2 separate regions of the Homo sapiens genome follow, and region 1 is linked to region 2. A link is a contact called in ENCODE Hi-C data. All regions are on one chromosome and are shown on one strand. The core of a region is the stretch at or near the end of the contact, and the rest is flanking DNA. Distances in the headings are between cores, read along the strand shown. Region 1 overlaps CREB3L2 (cAMP responsive element binding protein 3 like 2). Region 2 holds the start of MTPN (myotrophin).

What was found. Hi-C counts contacts between places; a loop is a spot of excess contacts on that map. Pooled maps may share reads with other maps.
Region 1: a loop to region 2 is called in a map with no recorded cell type, with 5 times the contacts of the local background. The contact joins the enhancer-like site here to the promoter of MTPN in region 2. A Hi-C loop is called at or near these places in 2 of 168 maps with a recorded cell type or tissue (OCI-LY7 and endothelial cell of umbilical vein), 4 of 37 single-sample maps with no recorded cell type and 4 of 50 pooled maps.

The regions. Positions count from the first base shown.
Region 1 is chr7:137,979,522-137,982,614 of GRCh38, forward strand. All of the region lies in intron 1 of CREB3L2 (cAMP responsive element binding protein 3 like 2), which reads right to left. Among named protein-coding and RNA genes, the nearest start is that of CREB3L2, 21 kb to the right of the region's middle. RefSeq lists enhancers at 1,952-2,001, 2,012-2,101. Within about 2 kb of position 1,803, at least 4 of the 41 ENCODE cell types and tissues checked have a DNase peak (open chromatin) inside an H3K27ac peak, as active enhancers do; they include OCI-LY7, where a contact is called at or near this core.
Region 2 is chr7:135,975,504-135,978,796 of GRCh38, forward strand. It overlaps MTPN (myotrophin), which reads right to left and starts at 1,856. Exons shown (of 4, transcript NM_145808.4): 1 at 1,526-1,856. The coding sequence starts at 1,597.

The sequences.
Region 1 (3,093 bases), core at 553-3,052, 2.0 Mb after region 2:
GAGACCATCCTGGCTAACATGGTGAAACCCCACCTCTACTAAAAATACAAAAAAATTAGCCGGGCGTGGTGGTGGGCGCCTGTAGTCCCAGCTACTCGGGAGGCTGAGGCAGGAGAATGGCGTGAACCCGAGAGGCGGAGCTTGCAGTGAGCCGAGATCGTGCCACTGCACTCCAGCCTGGGCAACAGATCGAGACTCCGTCTCAAAAACAACAACAACAACAACAACAACAACAACAACAACAAAGAACACTGCCTGGCTCTTTCAATCTCTGGCCTTGAGACATGCTGGGACTTCTGAGTGGACAGGTATAAAAGGGATCAGTCAGAAATGGAGACAGCAGGGAGCCTGACTCAGATGTAGAACAGATCCCCAAGAAGGGATCCAGGGGAGGCCACATCAGTTTCTTGGGCTCCATCTAGCTTGATCTGGCATCAGTACCTGGTGCATGCGGATGATGGGTGAGTCCAATCAGCCTCACAGGAGGCAGCAGAATATTCTAGCCAGCAGTTCTCAAATTTTACATGCACATGGATCATCTGGGGATCTTCAGATTATAATTCAGAAAGTCTAGAGTAGGGCCTGAGATTCTGAATTTGTGACAAACTCCCAGGAGATGAATGTTGCCAGACCATGGACCATGCTTTGAGTAGTCATACTCCAAGCCAGTAGTTCTCACCTCGGTTTCACTTTGGAAGCACTGGGAGAGCTTTTAAAATGCCTGATGCCCAGGCCTCATCCCAGAACCAATTAAATCAGAATCTCTTGGGCTGGGACCCAGGCATCAAAGTTGTTTAAGCTCCCAGGTAAGTGTGATGTGCAGCCAAGACTGAGACTCTTTGCTCTAGACCGTGGGGATGGGCAGAGCAGGAGCTTCATTGTTCCAGTGGGTTCGCCTGGCCTGGGGCAGCTCAGGAGAGTGGTCACCCAGGCTGAGTTATGCAAGTGACCACAGGCTCAGTTAAAAAGGTTCCAAACTGGTGGGGGGCAACCCCAGGCCTAGACAAACACAACCAGAGAAAGGGGAAGAGAAGACTTGCTGGTGCCCAGGGCTTACCCCAAGCATTGCAGACACCTGTAAAAATCAGGCCTACTTTCAGACTTCCCCAACCAGTGGCCCAGGCTCCTAAAATACATGACATGGGATTTCTCCATACAGGCTCCAAAGCTGCTAGAGCTATAGGCTGAAGGTCCTCAGGATTTCAACTGAGAGGGAGGAGTTGGGAAAGGCAAACTAGGAAACAATTTTCCACTGGCCATCAATAAAATTCCTCATTAATTTCTAAGAGTGACCAGCTCCTCTCTTTGCCTCTCCTGCTCTTTACTGATGCACTGGCCCCTGTTCCTCCACAATGTGACCCCCCTTTGTCGCCAGCTACTCCATACATTTAGAAAGTCAATTCTGCAATTTCCAAATGCCAGACAGAAATCCCCTCCAAAGACCCTTAACGATGATGCACACCAATAATGTGACACCCTCCAGAATGCCAAGATCTGCTGAGGACCCCGAGTCCTTGCAATAAAGCAGGAGAACCTGAGATAAGATCCCAAGCCCTGAGTTCAGGTCCTCACACCTGTCAGGACTGAGCAAAGCTCTAGGAAAACCGGCAGAGTTAAAGCCCAGAGGAGGAGGGGAAGGCCTGCGTGAATGAAAGAAAGAGGAGAGCAAAGGAGACAAAAAGGGAAAGAGAAGGAGAGAAAGGAGAGGAGGAAAAGGGAGCCTGGGTGGAGAATAGGAAGGTGGAGCATGGCAAAGGCCTCCAGCATTCTTTGGGGACTGGTCAGGGGTAGCAGTGACCTAGCCTGAGGATAAACCCAGATTCTATGAGGGCCTGTGCTTTTAAAATGGATTCATGTTTACCAAGTTTTAAAAAGGACTGAAGTGACTTAGAGAAAACATATCAAATGAGGTCAAATAAAATTCAACATGGGTGTAGAGAAGGATTAGTCATGTGGGAGAACCAGGAAGTAGAGAACAAGAAAAAATAATAAGTATGGGGCTAGAAAACAGTCCAGACCCCACAGAAATTAACTAGGAAAAAAGTCACAGACCAAAAATATATACCCATGAGTCCCAGCCTTGCTCTTGAGATCAGTTAGCCAGGCAGGCAGTGGTTTAGCTCAAGGAGGGATGAATGAATGTGGGGGCCAGAGCCCTCCATTTAGAGGCAGAAAAGCCAGCTTCTACTATTGTCTGCTTTGAGTCCGAATCTTGAGAATACTCCGAAATGCCTTTAATAAGCACAGTGGTTTTTCTGGTTTATGATGTAAGACAGCCACTCGTTTCATGTATTCTCCAAAAATAGAGTTTGCTCCAAAAATAAAAAGTAAAAGAAGTCAACAAAGGGTTAGGTTTCGAGTACAGAGGCACAGGGCAGCTTTTGGGGGAAGAGCTCTCTCTCTTTAGTTCTTGGGCAGTAAGCTCACCTGCCAGCAGTCAGGGTCTAATTAGTGCCCAGCAGCAAGAGGGAGCAGAGCTTCTCTGGAATGCTCCAGGGGGATGGGGCTGCACAATGAGGTGGGGGGTATGCTGGTGGTGGACACCAGTGTGCACAGACCTGTTCCTTCTCAGCTTCTACTTTAGAGGTACAGTCTCTGGGACATTAGCTTTTACCACTGTTAGGTCAGCAAACCTTTTGAAAATGTGATGAAAGACACACATATGCACTGCACATACAATGCCCTAAAGAGCATTTCCAGAAGTTCCCAGACCCTCTTGAGGCCATAAACTCAGCTTAAGAACCTTCAGTCTGTAGGTTTTCAACTCCCACAGGTTTCTTTCAGTAGAAAACACACTGCTCTGGTCACCGCCATGAGTCCTTGGGAACCTTATGAAACTCTAGTGAACCCCCAGTGCTATGGGGTTGAATTGTGTTCCCTGCTGATGTGATTTGGCTGTGTCCCCACCCAAATCTCATCTTGAATTTAGCTCCCGCAGTTCCCATGTGTCATGGGAGGGACGCAGTGGGAAGTCATTGAATCATGGGGGTGGGTCTTTCCTGTATCGTTCTCGTGATAGTGAATAAGTCTCACAAGATCTGATGGTTTTATAAAGAGAAGTTCCCTTGCACAAGCTCTCTCTTGCTTGCCACC
Region 2 (3,293 bases), core at 606-3,105:
GATGACATAAAATAATGTGTCAGGAAAACACTAAATACATTGTGTTATTTTGGTAGCTGTAAGTTCAGTTAGTACTTAATCAACTTTTTGTATTTCAAGTATATCAAACAACCTAGGTTCCACCATGACAGGAAAACAAAAGCCCACTTACTTCCAGAGTATTGCAGTGTCCCACCACTGGTAAGTGTACCAAATAATTTCTACCTTTTAGCTTTATATTGAAATAGCCAATAAGTCAAGTTTCAGTTGGCTACCAGCTGAGAAGGCAGTGACGAGAAGACAGCCTGTCCTAAAACTCCACTGCAAAAAACTAAGCAGGTAAGCAGCATCCAAAAAGTCTAAATTGTAATGGCATTAAATAAAGTAAAAACCTTCAGCAGTTTGCCTTGCACAATCCTGTAAGTTTTAAGAAACTGCTTCGCTTACTTGCTTCCTAACACAGCCTCTGAAGCAAAAACCCAGGTCAGGTCCTATTCTTTGAAGAGTTAAAATCTAGACTGGGTTCTCACACTTTTAGAAGGTGAGCAAGATGCCATCCGTGGTTGTCATAAAATTATACTTGTTTTGGAAGATTCATTTTAGATTATCACTAAATTAAAATCACATGTTAAGTTCTCTCATAATTACAAAGGCACAGTTTCAGGATGGAAAGACAGGCTAGCTTGGAATTTTAAGTTTCCCACTCTGCCACAATGTCGATTCAGTTTTATATTTGGGGCTGAGGTTTGAGTTTGTCTTTCTTCATCATGATTTTACCCCCCAAATACACTGCCACTAAACTGCATTGCTATTTACTACACATGTAAGCATTTCAGGTGAAATCAGGGAGAAGAATGGAATAACTGAAGTTAACATGCTTGTTTAAAAACTATTCAGATACCTTAAACATTCCCAGATGCCAGTTGACAACCTTACCACTTGAAGCAAATATGTATTTGTTGTGGTGGGGGAAAGGAAAAAGGCCACACCCAAAGTTAAGACACCACAGTGAAGTGATACTCAGTTTCAGAATTTTAACTATTTCTATTTTCGGTACTCTTTTCACGGTCAATGAATTCTTCAACTTCACACCAGGCCGAGAGTTAAAAAACATGTTCCTCTGATCCTAATTACTTAGGTTACTTCATTTAGTAATGGGTAAGTCCAAGATGGAGAATTACCTCATTCAAAGAAAGGTTTAAGTAACTTTGGTGTAGAAGAGGGCCAAACTCAAATGATCAGTGCGCAGAAGAAACTCTGGATGAGCCAGACACCACTCCTCCCCTCCCCCAAGAGGCCAGGAAGTCAGGTAGCGCCTAACTGTATTAACGCAGCAGTTACCTGACACAGAACGCTACCAAGTTACCTGGACCCTTCTTTCAGTTTAGCTCCTCCCTAGACGCCCCTCTCTCCTTGGTGCCGCCTCCACCCAGGAAGTCTCTCCTCCCGCCCACCCCCATCCCCGCAGTCCAGCTCCCATCAGCTTCCTCAGCCTCATCTCCAGCCCACCTCCGTGTTCTCGCCTACTCTTCTCATCCCCGCTTACCTTGGCCACATAGTCTTTCACCTCATCCAAGTCTCCGTTTTTCAGGGCCCACATGAACTCCTTGTCGCACATCACTGCAGCGGGGCAGGCCGGTTGGCCGGGCAGAAGATGAGGAGGCGGTGGCAGCAGCAAGCGGATGCCGCCGGGCGAGAGGGAGGCAGGGCCGCGCGAAGCCGGAGAGGAGAAGAAGAGAAGGAGGGTTAGGCTGCCAGGCGGGCGAGGCAGTTGGCCGCGGCGACCGTTCGGGCGGGAGAAAGAAAGTTCTTTTGCGGCCACCGGGCCCAGCAGAGAGGTTCCGCCTGGCCGAGGAGAGGCAGGAACCTTTACACTTCCGGTTCACTCCCCGCTAGGACCCTCCCCCAACTTCCTCTTCCTCTTCTCCTCCGCGGAACGCCTCTCTCTGGGTCCGCGGCGCGAACGCCACTAGTGCGCATGCGCAATGTACAGGCTGCCGGGAAGGCTAGAGTGGAGGGTAGGAGCCGGCGACAAGTGGGCGGGACTGGGAGGCAGAATGAAGGAGGCCCGGGGGAGGTCAAGACAGCGAATGGAGGAAGAGTGAGAGTACTTTCGATGGGATTAGGACGCTTCTGCACCACCATTAATGGGAAAAACTTTACTTTTTAAAAAACATAATCTTGGAGGGCATCTTGCTCAGCTTCTAAAAATGTATAGGAAGAGTGTTTAATTTGAATTCCTTCTTCCTTGCCTTTTCCCCTTCCCTCCCTCCTTTTCACCCCTCCCTCTCTCCGTCATCCAGTCTGACTGGGCTAAAAACGATGGAATAACGCTATTCCTGCCCTCCAGGAAATCTTCAACACTAAAACTACAATGTAAATTGAGTGTGTTAACACTATGTATAATGTTCCCTGGAGCAAAAAACTTAAGTGTGTGGCAGGAAAAAAAAAATTAACTCATCTTCCTGACCAGCAAATGACGTCCAGGCATTCAGTTTGATGCCGTAAAGTGGAGCAAACCAAACTGTCTAGTACAATTTGCGTTTTTTAAATTTACTGTTTGTTTTTAATGGTTTGAAACTTCAGGACTGTTCTGGTGAAGTCAGTTCTGTTCTTCCTAGGGTTTAGTTGTAATGCCATAGTGCATAGCTACCACTTGAATTGTTCCTCACAACCCTAATGATCCAGGCATGCGCACATGAACATAGATCCAATAAAAGCTCTTATTGGAGCTAGAAATATACGTATAATATATATACATATATAACTATTACTATATATAAAACTCATATATATAATCTATTATTTGTAACCCACTAAACACATTAACTAAGCTACTTTACCACCATTGCCGTACAGTGTAGGGGTTCCAAACAGACTCTGGAGCCAAATTGTTTAGTTTGCGATACAGGTCCCACTTCTTGCTAATTTTGTGTCTTCTTGGGCAAGTTACTGAACCCCCTTCTGCTTCAGTTTTCCACTTGTGTAAAATGGGGATGTCAATAGTGTTTGGAAATGTATTTTTTTTTTTTTTGCTATCATTTAGAGTAGAATAGCAAATGGGTTTCAAATCAGAAGAAATCCCTCCAAATATTAACATCTACCTAGATTGTCATTTGTTAATTTTACTCCCTGATAATTAGAAATACAAATCCACATACCCAATAGTGATACGATTTCTGGAAACAAATCTCAAGGGGGAATTTGTTAGGCAAGTCCTAGAATCTCCATCTCTTCTCCAACACACTCCCACCTGTGTGATTTCTGAGTTACATCATGCTGAGAGCTCTTGATTTATATCTTTGGCCGGGTGC